Regions from separate parts of the Homo sapiens genome. Here region 1 is linked to region 2. Evidence: chromatin loops called from intact Hi-C (ENCODE). Cell type or tissue: heart left ventricle. All regions are shown on one strand. Each heading gives the region's core, and the rest is flanking DNA. Links, peaks and the distances in the headings are about the cores only.

Region 1 (8,338 bases), core at 173-8,172, 890 kb before region 2:
GCACTGTACTAGGATCTGTCTGCCCATCTTTCCTTTTATGAATTATTTTATTATTCTTAAAAACAGAAAGTCTTTCTCCCTTCAAAAAAGAGAATTAAATTGAATATTCTTTTAATTTTTGTTTATATACATTATATTTTTAATTAATCAGGATATCTTTTAGTATGTGGAATAAGGTAATTATTTAAATATATTGTGTTCCAAATTGTTAGCTGATTGATCCAACCTCATTTATTAAATAACTCGAGCTTTTCTGGGAATTGACTTGTGATGAATTCCTTATCATATATTAGAATATGATAGATAATAGGATCATTTTCTGGGCTGTTGTCCCTGGTGCTATTTTTGCACATATGTCACATTATTTAAATCTTTATAGCTTTATAAAATGCAGTGTACTTCCCCTTTAACATTTTCTTCAATATTCGGTTTCTTTTTATAGGTGAATCTTAGAATCATTTTGTCAAAGTCAGGTTGGGATTTTTGTTAAGATTGTAGCAAGCCACACATTAATTTAAGAAGAATTTATACTTTAGCAATATCCAGCCTCACCATATGGTATCTCTCTCTCCTTCTATGCAAGACTTCTTTTATATCTTTTCGTAAAGTCTTTCAGCTTTCTATGTAGGTCACGCAGTTTTCATTAGAATTGTCTCATGATATATTATCATTTTTGTTGTTGCTGGAAATAGGAATTTTTAAATTATTTTATACATTATTTTTGGTACTCTTTATTTGTTTATCTTGCATTCAAATTGCTAAGTTACATTAAATTTTGATACTTTATACCACATGCCTTTGGAGCTTTTAGACTGATAAGTACATGATCTATAAGGAATAATATTTTCTATTTAAAATATTTTTTGGTCAGAATTTCTCAAACAGTGTAAAATATGATGATAAAAAGAATTTGCTTTTTTGGCTCTTGATTTTGATATGAAGTGACTGCCAACTATCAGTGTGAAATACATTTTCTTTTTCTGGTAAGTAGCTCCTCTTATATTCCTACTTGAATTTTAAAAACAGACTGGTCATAAATTTTATAAAGTGCCTTTGCACCATTTTGATATAATTTTTGTTGGCTTTGACCTATTGCCGTGATATGTGATAATAATAGCTTTTTATTTGCAAACCATTATTAAAATCCTACATTATATCCTGTATGACCCTGGTCCTGGCAGACTTAAAAAATATATAGTTGAATTACACTTAATATTTCACTTTATTAATTATTAACAATGGGTTTTAAAATCATTAATTGCTAATAAAACAGCAACGATAATTTGTTTTTGTCACATAGACCTTACCTCATAAAAAGAAAAGAATTTTACAACCTAGAGACTTGGTCTAGTACCAGAACCTGGGGCTACTCCAAGATAAAGATATTGTTCATTTACTTATTCATCCATATGGGCATTGTTTGTCTTTCCACTGTAAATTCTCAAACATTTTCTGAGCAGCCCCTGTGCTGGGAAGAGGTAGAATTTCCAAGGTCAGTCCCTGCGGTCAAGAAGACTTAAGTTTATATCCTGACTCTTGTTATTTATTTACTGGCTATGTGAACTTGGGCAAGTTTTCTAACTCTGAAGTCTCAAATTTCCTCACTGGCAAAATAGGCATAGTATATAGCACCTGCTTGATAGTTTATATACAAATAGTGTCTATCAAGCTCTTAACGGCGTCTGCATGCCGATACTCAATCCATGTTATGATGTTATTACTACGTCCCGGGATATAAAGATGGATAGGTCTGTGCCCTGTGCTGGACAGCAGGGGTTATATAGTAACTGCATATCATCTGGTCCTTCTCAAGCGTCCACTAAAGGTTTGAGGGTTTTCCCGACTTGTATATTATTCAGGGTCCCTGGGATTCTAGCCCATTTCCCTTCATCGTTCTGAAATCCACACATACACTCCTCATCATCCAATCTTCATTTCTACCCCTATATAAGGGATAAGAACTGCTGGATAAGAACTAGAACAGTTCAACAATTACAGGAGAAACATAAGCCACATAACCAAGTCACCTGTGCCATAATAACTGATGAATTCTTGGTGGGGTAAGACGAGTTGAATATAGTAACGGCGGGTTTCTGTTAAAGCTAGCATCAGTCCATAACCTTGAGAACTCGGACTTCCAAGGGTGGCCTCTCTTTGCTTTGTCAGCATGAATCAGTAGCCTCAGCTGCAGAAAAGATTCAGAACATGCAGATGGCTTCACTACCCCAGTGCTGTCCTGATCTCTCCTGACACAAGCTAAGTGTCAGAGGTCTTGGCCTTGATTGCCTTTTAACAACTGGCCTCTGGATTGAACATGCTTCATCTGTATCATCAAGGTTGGCCGCCTGTTACTTTCCTGGTGATTGTGATGATTTATTTTATTTTGCAAAAATGATTTATTTTCTTGGTCTCCCCTCCTTTGAAGAAACTTAGCTAACTTGTCTTGTCTCTTTGCCCTCTGCCCCGGACTCTACAGTAAGTCTCATTTCAGAACACTGCCCCTCCTTCCCATGGGTAATGGGGTTTCTGCAAAGGAAGCCTCTTTGAACCTTTTGGGCTGCTGAATCGTGTCAGCCTGGAGACAAGAAGTTTGTTATGCTCATTGTGTCAGCTGCAGACATAATTCATGAAACCATCCCAGACACAGGATGTCACCAAGTGATGCTTCAATTTTACAGTCTCCCAGAGCTCCTGTTGGCAAACAGTGTTGGATGAAAGCTGGGAGGTTTTCAAAGGCCATGGGCCTTCTTTTCCTGCCCCTTGGTTCCCCTTTACTTTGCCTCCTCCATCTTTGCCTTTCTGTATGGGTCATGCTGTGTGCCCCTAAGATTTTTAAAGCCAATTAGCAGGTTAGAGACTGTCGAGGCATATTGACCTGTGAGATCACAGTATTTACTGTCACCGTAATTTCTCATAATATTGAAGCTTATACTGGCCCTCTCCATGGCTTTGTTCAAAGCCTGGTGGGGAGAAGGCTGTTTAGATACTGTAATCAGAATTCTTGAGCTGAACCGTTTTTTAATTACAGCTTTGATAGGGAGCTGTGCAGTTTGGGAAAGGAGTCCAGCTGGGAGTTAGCATCTCTTTGATCACAAGGCTGAACGATTCACTTTGATCACGGAGACAACAGTTCATAAAAGAGCCTGGTCTCTTTCTGAAATTTGCAGGTAAACAGAGGGATCACTTGAATGATCCCTCTGTGGAATGAGCAATTCAGATCCAAGACAATGGTCTTCTTTGAACTGGATTTAGAGGCCTATTGATTAGCATAGCAAAGGGGATTGATGGGTGAAAAAAGGTGGCTTTAGTCCCTAGACAGGTGCATCAAGAGGTCACTGGCTAGGTACTCTGTGGTTGGGCTCCCAGGTTTGGGATGAATCCCTCTTTCGGGACTGCATGTTGTTCAGGTAAATCTGTATACAAATAAACATTGCAGGTAACCTCAGAGGGAAAACCTTGATCTAAAGAAGGTGGTTCTAACAATAGGAAGCTAGCAGGCTTTGGAGTCAGGGAACCCCGAGATAAGATCCTTACCTCTCCATTTGTTTTTTTAATATGCAGGAAGAGGATCTAGATGCCTAAGCCCTTCTGTGCCTAAAGTCTTTTATCTGTACAAATTGGACATATTTAGGTTGGTGCAAAAGTCGTTGGGCTTCAAGGGTTATTTTAAAGGTTTAATGATGTGCATTTTGAGAAAGAAGGCCTGCTAGGTGCCAGACATGTTGGGAAAGAAAAAAATACCAAGGTGTCCTAAAACTACTGAAAAATTGTCCTGCCTAGGCTACTGAAAGGAAGCTATACTGGATTTTCCTGAGCAAATTGTTTTAAAGTGCTATTTGATTTATATTCTAATGGGATTTGTTTGAACATTTTGTATATAAGAAGTTCCATTTGGCTAAATTATAGTGCTTGAGTTTTGGGGGGTTATGGGGGTACTGCCACATGCCACATGGGGGAACCATATAACCACAGTTGCTGAGTTTTAGGAATATTAGTTGGGCAGGGATTATTTAGAATTTAGTTGTGAATGTGACGTGTGTGATTTGGTTGGTTCCTCTTGTATTACCCCATATCACTGATCACTTGCCATCTGGTTGGGACATACAGATAAATCACCAAGATCTGACAGTCACTGCAAAAAGACATTGGCCCTGAATAAATAAGCCAGTCGCTTTGAACAGAAAACAAAAGGCCCAGGGTTGTCGATGCCTAAGACTTGGCTCCTAGGAAGGAAACACACCATCTACAGAATGGCTCCATCAGACTTTCTTTCCCATTCCTCTCCTGTAGCTGCCTACAGCTCTGCTATTGGCTACTTGCATTTCTGTGTCATGGCCAGCACTCTTTTATGGGGAGCAAGTGGGGTTGGAGAAGGGAGGGAACGGTGGCTTTGTGTGGAGGGTCCACCTAAGAATTCCTGCTATGTCTTTTTTTTTTTTTTTTTTTTTTGAGACGGAGTCTCGCTCAGTTGCCCAGGCTGGAGTGCGGTGGTGTGTTCTTGGCTCACTGCAAGCTCCGCCTCCCAGATTCACGCCATTCTCCTGCCTCAGCCTCCCAAGTAGCTGGGACTACAGGCGCCCGCCACCACGCCCGGCTAATTTTTTTTGTATTTTTAGTAGAGACGGGGTTTCACCATGTTAGCCAGGATGGTCTCGATCTCCTGACCTCGTGATCCACCTGCCTCGGCCTCCCAAAGTGCTGGGATTACAGGCGTGAGCCACCGTGCCCGGCCAATTCCTGCTATGTCTTAATCAAGGGATGCCGGGAAAGTGAGGTATGGGACCTCCTAGTCATTAAAAAGACCAGGTCGGCAACACTACTTCATGCCATTTTAATGAGCCATTGTTGAACACCTACTGTGTTGTTTTGCTTTGGCTTCCATGACAAAGTGCCTTAAACAGGCTTAAACAACAGGGTGGCTTAAACAACAGAAATGTATTTGCTCACAGTTCTGGAGGCTAGAAATTCAAAATTTTAGGTGTCAACAGGCTTGGTTTCTTCTTCTTCTTTTTTTTTTTTTTTTGAGATGGAGTCTCACTCTGTCACCCAGGCTGAGTGCAGTGGCACGATCTCAGCCCACTGAAACCTCCATCTCCTGGGTTCAAGCGATTCTCCTACCTCAACCTCCCAACTACATGGGATTACAGGTGTGTGCCACTACACCTGGCTAATTTTTCCAGTTTTAATAGGGTTTCGCCACGTTGGCCAGGCTGGTCTCAAATTCCTGACCTCAAGTGATCCTCCCACCTCTGACTCTCAAAGTGCTGGGGTTACAGGTGTGAGCCACTGTTTTCTTCTAAGGCCTTTCTCCTTGATTTGATGATGGCCCCTTTCCTGCTGTGTCTTCATCTGGTTCTTCCTTTGTGTGTCCACAGGTCTGTGTACAAATTTCGCTTCTTATAAGGACACCAGTGATACTGAATTTGGGTCCATCCTAATGACCTCATTGTACTGTAATTATCTTTTTGAAGATTCTGTCTCCAAATACAGACACATTCTGAGGCACCAGAGGTTACGACTTCCAACATACGAACTTTGGATGAAAACGATTCAGCCCGAAGCACCTGGTCTCCATCCCCATCCCTAGGAATCCTTTTCTCTGTTTCCTAGTAACTCTGTGCCTCAGTGTCTTCATCTGTGAAATGGCATCGATAGAAATATTTTAAGGAATACATGAGTTGAGCTCACGAAGCAGTACCTGACACAGAGTAAACGTTCAGTAGGTATTAGCTATTATGGTGGCAATCATTTCAACTTTCTGACAAGTGCCCTTGAAATTTCCTTTTCGTCTCCCTACACCAGGATTGTTTTCTTTTTTCTGTCTTTTTCTTTTGAGACAGAGTCTTACTCTGTTACTCAGGCTGGAGTGCAGTACCACCTTTGCCTCCCAGGTTCAAGCGATTCTCCCGCCTCAGCCTCCCGAGTAGCTGGGATTACAGGCACCCGCCCCCATGCCCAGCTAATTTTTGTAGTTTTAGTAGAGACAGGGTTTTGCCATGTTGGCCAGGCTGGTCTCGAACTCCTGACCTCAGGTGATCTAGCTGACTTGGCCTCCCAAAGTGCTGGAATTACAGTTGTGAGCCTCTGTGCCCGGTCCCTACACCAGGATTGTTAAAGTGTGATCAGGTGACCACCAGCATGAAAATTCTCAATGGTGGGATGAATCTGAGATGGCCTCAGGTCTAAGAAGCCCAGCCCTGGGGTGGGTGCGGCAGTTTCTTAAGACAACAACCTCCTGAGAACAGGGACTATGTCTGAGACATCCGTGAATCCTGGACCTCTCCCACTTGGGGCTTGGAGCCCGTGTTCATCCAGTGCTTACTGCACCAGCTGACAGCTGGACGTTTTAGATGGGAGAGGAGGGAGACATCATCCAGGGTACGGTATGATGAAACAAAATACAAGGTACAAATGACGTTTTGGACATTTCCTAAATGAAGAAGCTGAGGAGGAGAGTGCTGTCAGCTTGACCAATTTATAGTTTTGAATTTGTGCCCAGAAGCTGTTTTCAGAGAGGATATTTTTAGAAATATGAAAATAAATACAATTAAATTAGAGAGATATGTCAAGTATTTTTTTTCTTGTTTTAAGACTGTCCTCTGACCATTACAGCTTAGGTAGTGACAACTCTTTGAATAACAGTGCCGTATTTTCTAATTAAACAATCAAGGCTCTCCAGTCATTACATTAACGAAGATAAGGGTCAAAAGGCTAGAACCTAGCAGGAAAGGAATTTTAAATGGACAGAAATGGCAATAAAAATGGAAAAATTTTTTCTGACTTTTTTCTGTATTTTATTAACACTTTGTGGCCTGAATATATTTAAATAGCTCCTTGCCACTTAATGTAAAAGTCAGCCTTTGGAGATGAGAATACACACACACACACACACACACACACACACACACACACACACACACACTTTAGAATCAGGCAGACCTAGGGTTGCACCCTGGCTTACTAGCTGTATGGCCTCAAGAAGGTTCCTTAACCTCTCAGAATCTCAGTTTGCTCTACTGCAGAATGGGGAGATTTAATACCAACACCATAGTTTGGCTGTGGGAATTAAATTAAATAATACATATAAAATGAATATGCATTTGACCCATCATAGTCAAGAGGTAGGGAATGTTGCTTAAATTATTTTTTTTCCTGTGTCCATGTGTTCTCATTGTTCAGTTCCCACCTATGAGTGAGAACATGCAGTGTTTGGTTTTTTGTCCTTGTGATAGTTTGCTGAGAATGATGGTTTCCAGCTTCATCCATGTCCGTACAAAGGACGTGAACTCATCATTTTTTATGGCTGCATAGTATTCCATGGTGTATATGTGCCACATTTTCTTAATCCAGTCTATCATTGTTGGACATGGGTGCAGCACACCAACGTGGCACATGTATACTTATGTAACAAACCTGCACGTTGTGCACATGTACCCTAAAACTTAAAGTATAATAATAATTTTAAAAAATTATTTTTTTCTCAACCAAATCAAATGTGGCTCAACTGGCAGATACTAGAGTTGGCTAAAAAAAACAAAAAAAAATTCTAACTTCTTAGTGACTCCTTCTTAGGGTTGTTACAAGAGTTGGAAGATATTTATAAGGGGTTTCCAAGGCTGAGGACACCATTCTGAGGTTTTGCCTTGCCTAGGACCACATGGTGCAGAGACCTGCTGGTAGCATCTGCTTCCCTCTTTTGGGTACACTTAGCCACACTGCTATTTGCCTCAGCTCCCAAAGATCTGGAAATAACAGCAAAATCTCAGGCAACTATGCAGGTCAGGTCAATCTGAGATTTAGATACTATTAATGACAACATCTGGAATTTGCAGGCATACTTTATAGATATTGCACGTTCAGTTTGTCTCAAACTACAATAACATGAATATCATAATAAAGTAAGTCATACAAATGTTTTATTTCCCAGTGCATATAAAAGTCATGTTTCCACTATACTGTAGTCTACTGAGTGTGAGACAGCAGTATGTTAACAGAAACAATGTACATACCTTAATTTTAAAATACTTAATAGCTAAAAAAAAATGCTGTCTTCTTCAGTGAGTCATAATCTTTTTGCTGATAGAGGATCTTGCCTCAGTGTTGGTGACTGCTGACTGATCTTAGTGGTGATTGTTAAAGGCTGGGGTAGCTGTGACAATTTCTTAAGACAACAATGATGTTTGCCACATCGATTGACTCTTCCTTTCACAAAAGATTTCTATGTAGCATATGAGACTGTTTGATAGCATTTTACCCACAATATAACTTCTTTCACAATTGGAGACAATCCTTTCAAATCTTGCTGCTGCTTTCTCAAGTAAGTTCATCTCATATTGTA
Region 2 (8,338 bases), core at 51-8,050:
AGAGGGCAGAAGCCATGGGGTGAAGAATAAACTGGAGAGACAGACTCCTGGTGTTTTAGAAAGGGCATTTCGGCTGCTACATGGAGGATGTATTGGAGCCATAGAGTGACTGGAGGAGTGAGGTCCAGCTAGGAGAAGAGAACTATGTCCACATGAGAGCCAAAGGTGCCGAACCACACAGTGTAGTAGGGAATGGGGATGAGTGAACAGAAGTAAAATCAACAAAACTTCGCAAGCAACAAGAGGTAGGGTGTGAGAGAGAAGGGAGAAGGTTTTAGTAACGCTTCATTTCTAGTGCCCTAGTCTGGCTAAGTGGGTGAACAGTCGTGTCCATAAACAATGGAAGCCTTGCTATCTGCATAGAGGAGGCTAAGTAATCACTGGGGACCAGCAACCCCAGCCTGGCACCTTGATCCAGCCCAACGATGAGGCTTGAGCTTGAATCTCTCTTCCTAACTGTCCAGTTGCCCTGTCTAGGGCCCTGTGCTTCTCCAGGCTGGGGCCCTACCTTACTCCTTGCTTTGATCTCCTTGGAGATCTCCTGGGGATAGTCACTGTCCTGGTGCCCCTGTCCTATTTGAACAGAACCACAACTGCCATTCTGCTAGTCAGCCTTCCCGCATTTTCTCTCCTACCAGGAGATGGGGCTCATTTTCAGTCATTCTTCTTAAATATTTTTCTTTTCAAATTTAATGTCGGGCTGGCTCAAAAAAGTAATTTTAGCAATACCAAAGCATTCATATTTTCCTTCTAGTGCCAAAATTATATTTCTTGCAAATAATTCCTTTTACTAAGTACAAATGTCCAGCATACAGCAAAAAGTGTTAGTCACATTTATTCACATTTCTAGAATAATTGGTAGTTTTCAAGGCACTTTCATGATTTCTCACTGCTCTAAAGGCAAGGTCCCAATTCCTGCCTTGATATGCCGGGCTCTTGGTGCCTGGAGCCCTCCCTACCTCATTGCCCCATTTCCCTCCATCCTGCCTCAGACTCTGCTTTCCATTCAGACCCATGGCTCCGACCTGCACCGTGCTCTCTTCCCCTTGCCTCTGACTGCACCTGTGCATAGGCTGTATCTTCCATCTGGAAAGCCTCTCCCCACCTTTCACACCCTGTTCTGTTCTTTACTGCCAGCATCTCCTCCAGGAACACTTTCCAGCCCAGCCCAGCCTGACCCCAGGCTAAGATTGGTACCCTCCTGACTTGGGGTCTCATAGCAAATTTACTCATTTTTTCCTGCCCCTGGCCACACTACTGCCCAGTCCCACACTGGACTGTAGGGCCTGCCTGCCTCCCTGCCACTAGAGTATGAGCAACTTGTGGGCACATTCTGTGTCTTTTTCATCCTTTTCAGTTTTCTCCTTGCAGAGTCTAGAGCACAAGATGGATAAGTAGTACAGTATCTTATTCTTACTCCTGGCAATAGGGTTTGGTTCTGTGTCCCCAACCAAATCTCATGTTGAATTGTGATCCCAAGTACTGGAGGTGGGGCCTGGTGGGAGATGATTGGATCACAAGGGTGGTTTCTAGTGGTTTAGCACCATTCCCCTAGTGCTGTCTTGTGAGTAAGTTCTCATGAGATCTGGTTGTTTGAAAGTATGTAGCACCTCCCCATTCTCTCTCTCTTCCTCCCGCTCCAGCCATGTAGGATGTGCCGGCTTACCCTTTGCTTTCTGCCATGATTGTTAAGTTTCCTGAGGCCTACCTGGCCTTGCTTCTTGTACACCCTGTGTAACTGTGAGTCAATTAAACCTCTTTTCTTTATAAATTACCCAGTCTCAGATAGTTCTCTATAGCAATGTGAGAACAGACTAATACACTTGGTAACAGGGGTGAACAGGGGCCTCAAAAAGCTATGTCCAAGTCCTAAGCCTCCCCACCTCCACCCACCCCACCCCCATTCAGTATCTGTGAATGTGACCTTATTTGGAAATAGGATTTTGCAGGTGTAATTAAGGATCTCGGCATGTGATCATGCTGGATTTACAACAGGCTCTAAATTCAAGGATGGTGAGAGAAAGGAACAGGGACCTTTCAGACACACAGACACAGACAGACACACAGGGATAAAGCCTTGTGCAGACAGAGGCAGAGACTGGAGCGATCCGTCCACAAGCCAAGGATCACTAAGGATGGTCAGAGCCGCCGGAAGCTAAGAGAGAGGCAAGGACGGACTCTTCCCCGGAACCGCCTGGGGGACCACCCCTGCTGACTTCTTGCTTTCAGACTTCTGGTCCCCAGAATTGTAAGAGAATAAATTTCTCTTGTTTTCAGCCACCATGTTTGCGGTAATCAGTTACAGCAGCTCTAGGAAACAGAAATAAGGGGATCACTGTGAAGTGCAATATGAACACACATATGATGCCTATATACCTGAGTCAAAGTATTTTCTGTTTATGATTTGGTTTCCTTTTGGAAATCCCCTTAAATGTCTAAACTGCTTCACCACCACCCCTCAAGTAAGTGCCCCCTTCCCAGCCTCACCCCCAAGCGGGGTAAATCACCCAATGTGGTCTAGTCAGCATTCTACTGGCCTAAGCCAGCTCATGCTCTTGACTTGGCTGCCCTGTTTCTCCCACTTTCCCCTTATCTGTTACATCCCACTCCCCAGCGTGGAGTCCAGTTGGATTCCATGACTTTGTGTAGCCTCTGCATCTGTGACACCTGTTCGTTCACTCCCAGTCCTCTCGACCTGCAAGTTCCTCCTTTCTTCCACATCCAACCCCAGGAGCAGCTCTTGCAAGTTCCAGGATGCCCCCACCCCCAATCCTGATCTCACTGCCCTCCCAAGTAGGTCCTCTTAAGAGCCCAACTCCCAGCACAGAGCATCTGTGAGCATGTCATGAGTAAACACATTTTCCTGCACAATCAATACACTGATGATGGTGTTGTTAATTTCGAGCAGTAGTAATTAAAGAAGGAGGACCTTTTCTTGTCTATCTACAACACATTTTCAGGTTTGAAATCACACATGTTATCTTTAACAAACCCATTTCTCCTCAAGACATTTTCTTACTTACTTCATCAGACACTTGAGAGCTATCCGAATAAAAATGAAAATATGCTGGCCTCCAGGAATGGTATCTTTCCTGATACCTAATTAAAGCAAAAGTCAATATCTAGTCCCACCATAACTGATTTGCTAATTGTGCTGAGGTAGGTAATATTCTTACTCTTTAAGTCAACTACCACCCATCTCTACCCTGAAAAAAATTATTAGATTTTTTGCAGTGAAAGCAAACCAAATGAAGGCATTTCACATTCCTGGGACACTGCAGGTATTTTTATTATTAGGAATGTGTCTATGCAAAATAAGAGGCATGCCAATTAGCAACATGATTAGTTTTCTCCATGACGGGGGGAAAGGCACCATTGAGAACTCCATAGTTTATTGTTGTAATTTTGACACAACTCAGTAGTTTTCCAGAAGGTCAGAGGGCCTGAGGCAGATGGTGGGCTTCCTCTGATTCACCACAGTGACGTCCTTCCTGGCCAGGCCCCGAGCCCTGGTTCAGGCCATTTTTATCTTCCCTCCTGCGACTGCCAAAGCCTCACGCCCGGCCAGCCTGCCACTTCCCACAGCCTCTCCGTCCATCCGCCTAGAGATGCAGAGCCACCTCTCACATAGCTGATGATGTCACTGTCATGTTTAAAACTTTCCTCTCACCTTTGCCTTGGGGATAAAATCTGAACCCCGAGACCCATTCTCTCTGAGTCACATCCGCCTCACACGCTCTCTGGCAGCAAGAGACACCTGAACTCAAACCACATCAAAGTAATTTGTGTTTCCAGCTCATTTCACTCAGAGCCAATTTGCAGCATTTCATAAATGAAGGGGTTTTCTTGTTGTTCATTATGCCTATAGCCCTCTGTTTTATTTACTCTTGAACACTTCGGTCACTTTGCCTTTGCATTTTGTTATAATGTAACCTACTTGTTTAATTTGTTTTATTGTTTTTAAAATCCTGAAAAGACTAAACAATAATAAGCCCCTGAAAAGTGTGCAAAAACACACACACACAAAGGTGTACTGATGGTATTGTGGTTATGGGGTAGATTGTCCTTATTCATAGGAGACCTTTGCTGGAATTTTGGGCTGAGGTGTCATCATGTCTGCAGTTTACAAATGTTCAGCTAAAAGAAAAACTGAGTGTGAGAGAGTGAGACAATGTGGAAATTTTTCAAAATAAAAAGTTGGGGGGAATGGGGAAAGTGAATTGAATTTTAAGTAAATTCATCATTCAACAATTTGATCCTACATGAGCCAGCCTTTGGGAAGCAATGACTTTTAGCACCCTTGCCTCCTTATTCCACTCCCTCTGCCTGAATCCCTTGGTAAATCTAAGGCCCCAGTCCAAATACCTCCATGATCTTTCACTTGCTCTTTGCAGGCCAATCTAATCTCTCCCTCCTTTACAGTAATATTCTATCGTCCATACTCTTCATTCCTACAATGTTAATATTGCATTTTGGGTTGCTGTCAGCTTCCCGTGAGCAATTTGAGAGCTCCTAGTGCCTAGGATAGGGCCAGGCATACAAAACGTGTTCAAATATGTCATCCTAGAGGAAATCAGTGAGGAAATGAGTAAAACCATGCCATCTATTTTATACAGAATGACATATATTTTTTTGAAACACAGTCTTACTCTTTTGTCCAGGCTGGAGTGCAGTGGTGCGATCTTGGCTCACTGCAACCTCCACCTCCTGGGTTCAAGTGATTCTCGTGCCTCAGCCTCCCAACTAGCTGGGATTACAGGCGCATGCCACCATGCCTGGCTAATTTTTGTATTTTTAGCAGAGACAGCGTTTTGCCATGTTGGCCAGGTGGTCTCAAACTCCTGACCTCAGGTGATCCTCCTGCCTTGGCCTCCCAAAGTGCTGGAATTACAGGCGTGAGCTACCATGCCCAGCCTTCTTTTATCCACTAGGGTACTTGAGAAAATGAGGCAATATGAATTGAAACTGGGCCCACAAAAGCTCACACTTAGAGAGCCTGAGAATTCAGGGCTCTGCAAGTAAGAGAAATGGGGTGTAGCAACTAAATGAGTTTTTCCAGAGAACTATCCCAGAAAACAGAGACTGGGGAAATGGTCTTTCTTTGGTGGGGGGTGTACTGATGCTGCTAGCTGAGGAAAATGCCTGGCCGCCCCAGCCATGGGACCAGCCTCAGTCTTACTTGTCCAGATGTGCTGGTTTCAGCCTAATCCATCCCAGGCAATTCATTAAGCATCCCTTGAGGAGCTGGCTTCTAGTCTTTTCTTTTCTGTGGATCCACTAGATTTGCAGGGGCTCACGCAAAGTTTCATCCACAGGTTACGGCAGATCCATGACAAAGAACAGAGCTTTTGTGGCCAAGAATGTTTGCAGCCCTGAAATGCAAGAAGGTGTGACAATCTGGTGAAGCCCAAGGGAGGGCATTTTATAGCCATCTCACCTTGGACCGTCCACTCAACTACTTTGTTTCACGCCATCTTTACACCTATTGCACCTATTATGCCCTTTAATGACATCCTTTCTTGGTTGTTGAACCTCAACACATCATAATTCAGAACACTTTCAATCCTAAATTGGCCTTTACAAAGCATTTCTAAATTCCAGAGTATCTTTTTTTATTATACAGCATATTAATGTGTATATCATCTCCCATCTCTTCAGAATTATTATCTGACTCCAAACTCTTACACTATTTTTTTAAATGCAAGGGTTTTTGGAACTGGGTCATCATCTAGATTCCTACTAAGCCTTTCTTTTTTTATTTTTTAATTTTATTTTAAGTTCCAGGATACATGTGTAGGACGTGCAGGTTTGTAACAGATAAACGTGTGTCATGGTGGTTTGCGGCACCTATCAACCCATCACCTTAGGTTATATTAAGCCCCGCATGCATTAGCTATTTATTCTGATGCTCTCCCTTCCCCCACTCCCCACACCTGACAGGCCCCAGTGTGTGTTGTTCCCCTCCCTGTGTCCATGTGCTCTCATTGTTCAGCTCCTACTTATAAGTGAGAACATGCAGTGTTTGGTTTTCTGTACCTGCATTAGACTAAACCCTTCTTCTTGCTACCTCCACCCAGTACCTTGAAGGATGGCATGGAGGAATGGAAAGACCAGAGACTATGTGACCTTTCTAAATACCCAGCATCTCTCTAAACTTGAGATCCTTCAGCTCTAATTAAATAACAGCAATTGTGCCAAACTCAGAAGACTGCCTTAAGTAGTAAACAATGTAATAAATACAGTATCTACTGCATGTAGCAATAGATGCTGGAAAGATAACTGTATTAGTCAGGGTTCTTCAGAGAAACAGAATCAATCAGACAGAAGAAGAGAAAAAGAAAGAGATGTGTTAGATGCTATTATCCCACATGATTATGGAGGCTGAGAAGTCTTACAACCTGCCACTGGCAAGCTGAAAACTCAGGAAAGCTGATGATGTCATTCAAAGACCTGAGAGCCAGAGAGTCCGTGGTGCAGATTACAGTCCAGGTCCAAAGGCCTGAGAACCAGGAGAACCAAGGGCAGAAGAAAATCAATGTCCAAACTTGACTAGTCAGGCAGAGAAAAAATTTAACCTTCCTCTACCTTTTTGTTCTATTCAGGCTCTCAATGGATTGGATCTTGCCCACTCACACTGGGGAGGGCAATTTACTTTACTGAGTCCGTGAATTTAGATGGTAATCTCTTCGAGAAACACCTCAACCTGACACACCCAGAATAAAGTTTAATCAGCTATCTGGGTATCCCTTGGCCCAGTCAAGTTGGCACAATTAACCATCACAATGCCAGTTCCTTTCCTATTCTAACAATAGTAAGTGCTGGTATTTACTGAGCCCTTACTCTGTGCTTTATATGTGGTAAATCTTTAATCTTAGGAGAAACCCCATGAAATAGGTTTTAATTTACAGGGGAAACTTAGGGGGAAAGGAAGTCAAAAGTGGCAAAGCCAAACACTGAAAAGCTACATGCTGGAGAAACGGCTGAGGCAGCTCCACTGCAAAGGGAAAACTTTTAGCAACTACATGTGAACTCATTTTCAAAAGTTCCTAAGAGATACTGTGAAGTCATGAAAATAGCAATAGATGAGAAGTCCAAAGCCTGGGCTCCTGTCCAGGCTCCATCAATTCCTAGTTTTGTGATTGTCGTGGGGTGCCCTCCACAGGCCCAAACAGCATATGAGATTGTATGGTTTTCTTCCTCTTTGGAATAGATGGGTTTGCTAGACAGTTACCACTGATCTTGAAAGCAAAGAATAGGCCAGGTGTGGTGGCTCATGCCTGTAATCCCAGCACTTTGGGAGGCCAAGGTGGGCAGATCATTTGAGGTCAGGAGTTGGAGACCAGTCTGACCAATAAAATCAAACCCTGTGTCTACTTTAAAAAAAAACAAAACAAAAAAAATAATGAGCCAGGTGGTGTGGCATGCACCTATAATCACAGCTACTTGGGAGGCTGAGGCACAAGAATCACTTGAACCCAGGAGGCGGAGGTGGCAGTGAGCCAAGATCGTGCCACTGCACTCCACGCTGTGTAACAAGAGTGAAACCCTGTCTCAAAAAAAAAAAAAAAACAAACAGAAAGCAAAGAATGCCAGTGTCCCTGTGTCCCTTCCTAAAAGACAGGCTACACATCTGTGGTGAGAGAGAAAAATAAATAACATCTGCAAATTTCCTGCCTAAAAATCCCCTTTGTTTGGAAATTCAGCTTGCTTACATATATCCTCAGAAAGGCAAATTTTAAGTTCCAATCAGCGGTCATGGTTCACAATTTATGATCCTAGGGAAATTTTTGAAAGGCAGCTGTACATCCCCTTCCTTTGTAGGACAGACACCCCTTCCCTTTGTAGGACCCTTCAAGGTCCTGACTGTAAGTTTTAGTCAAGATCCCACTGATGCCCCCCTCCCCAACCCTACACTATGGAACAAAACTAAGGCTCCAGATCAATTGAGATGGGAAGATGATATCCCACCTCAAGCAGGAGGTAGTAACTAGATATTGTCCAATGTTGTCTGCATAAAACCCTTTGATCAGCCTCTGTCCCATGGCCATCGAAATAATTAAGATCTAATGCAGAGAAGAAAGATTTGCACTAGGTTTGGCAGGCCCTGGAACACTGGTCTTAGCTGAGTTGAGTCATTTAAGTTCACCAAGACTCGAATTTCTATCCAAAAACATGACAATAATAACATCTATCCTGACTCTTTCAAGAGCCACTGTGGAGATTAAATTTGGGAGGCAGATCAGCCTCATGGTTAAGAGGTCAGATCCAGAGTTAGACAGCCTGGGTTCAAATCCCATCTCCAATACCTACTAGCTGTATAACCTTGGGCAAGCAATGC

Evidence for each region. Hi-C counts contacts between places; a loop is a spot of excess contacts. Peaks named below come from ENCODE experiments on the same cell type or tissue, not always from the same donor. Only the 100,000 strongest peaks of a DNase experiment are listed, where the experiment ranks them.
Region 1: a loop joins it to region 2, with 3 times the contacts of the local background. A loop is called at or near these places in 9 of 110 quality-filtered maps.

The regions. Positions count from the first base shown.
Region 1 is chr4:16,446,977-16,455,314 of GRCh38, forward strand. All of the region lies in intron 2 of LOC105374505 (a long non-coding RNA gene), which reads left to right. Among named protein-coding and RNA genes, the nearest start is that of TAPT1-AS1, 220 kb to the left of the region's middle. RefSeq lists enhancers at 2,583-3,090, 3,091-3,597. In heart left ventricle, for the core only: a CTCF peak has its summit at 3,938 (motif pointing right); no DNase peak of the experiment used is centred there.
Region 2 is chr4:17,333,110-17,341,447 of GRCh38, forward strand. No RefSeq gene overlaps it. Among named protein-coding and RNA genes, the nearest start is that of SNORA75B, 16 kb to the left of the region's middle. In heart left ventricle, for the core only: no CTCF peak of the experiment used is centred there; a DNase peak (open chromatin) is centred at 3,622; H3K27ac peaks cover 187 bases.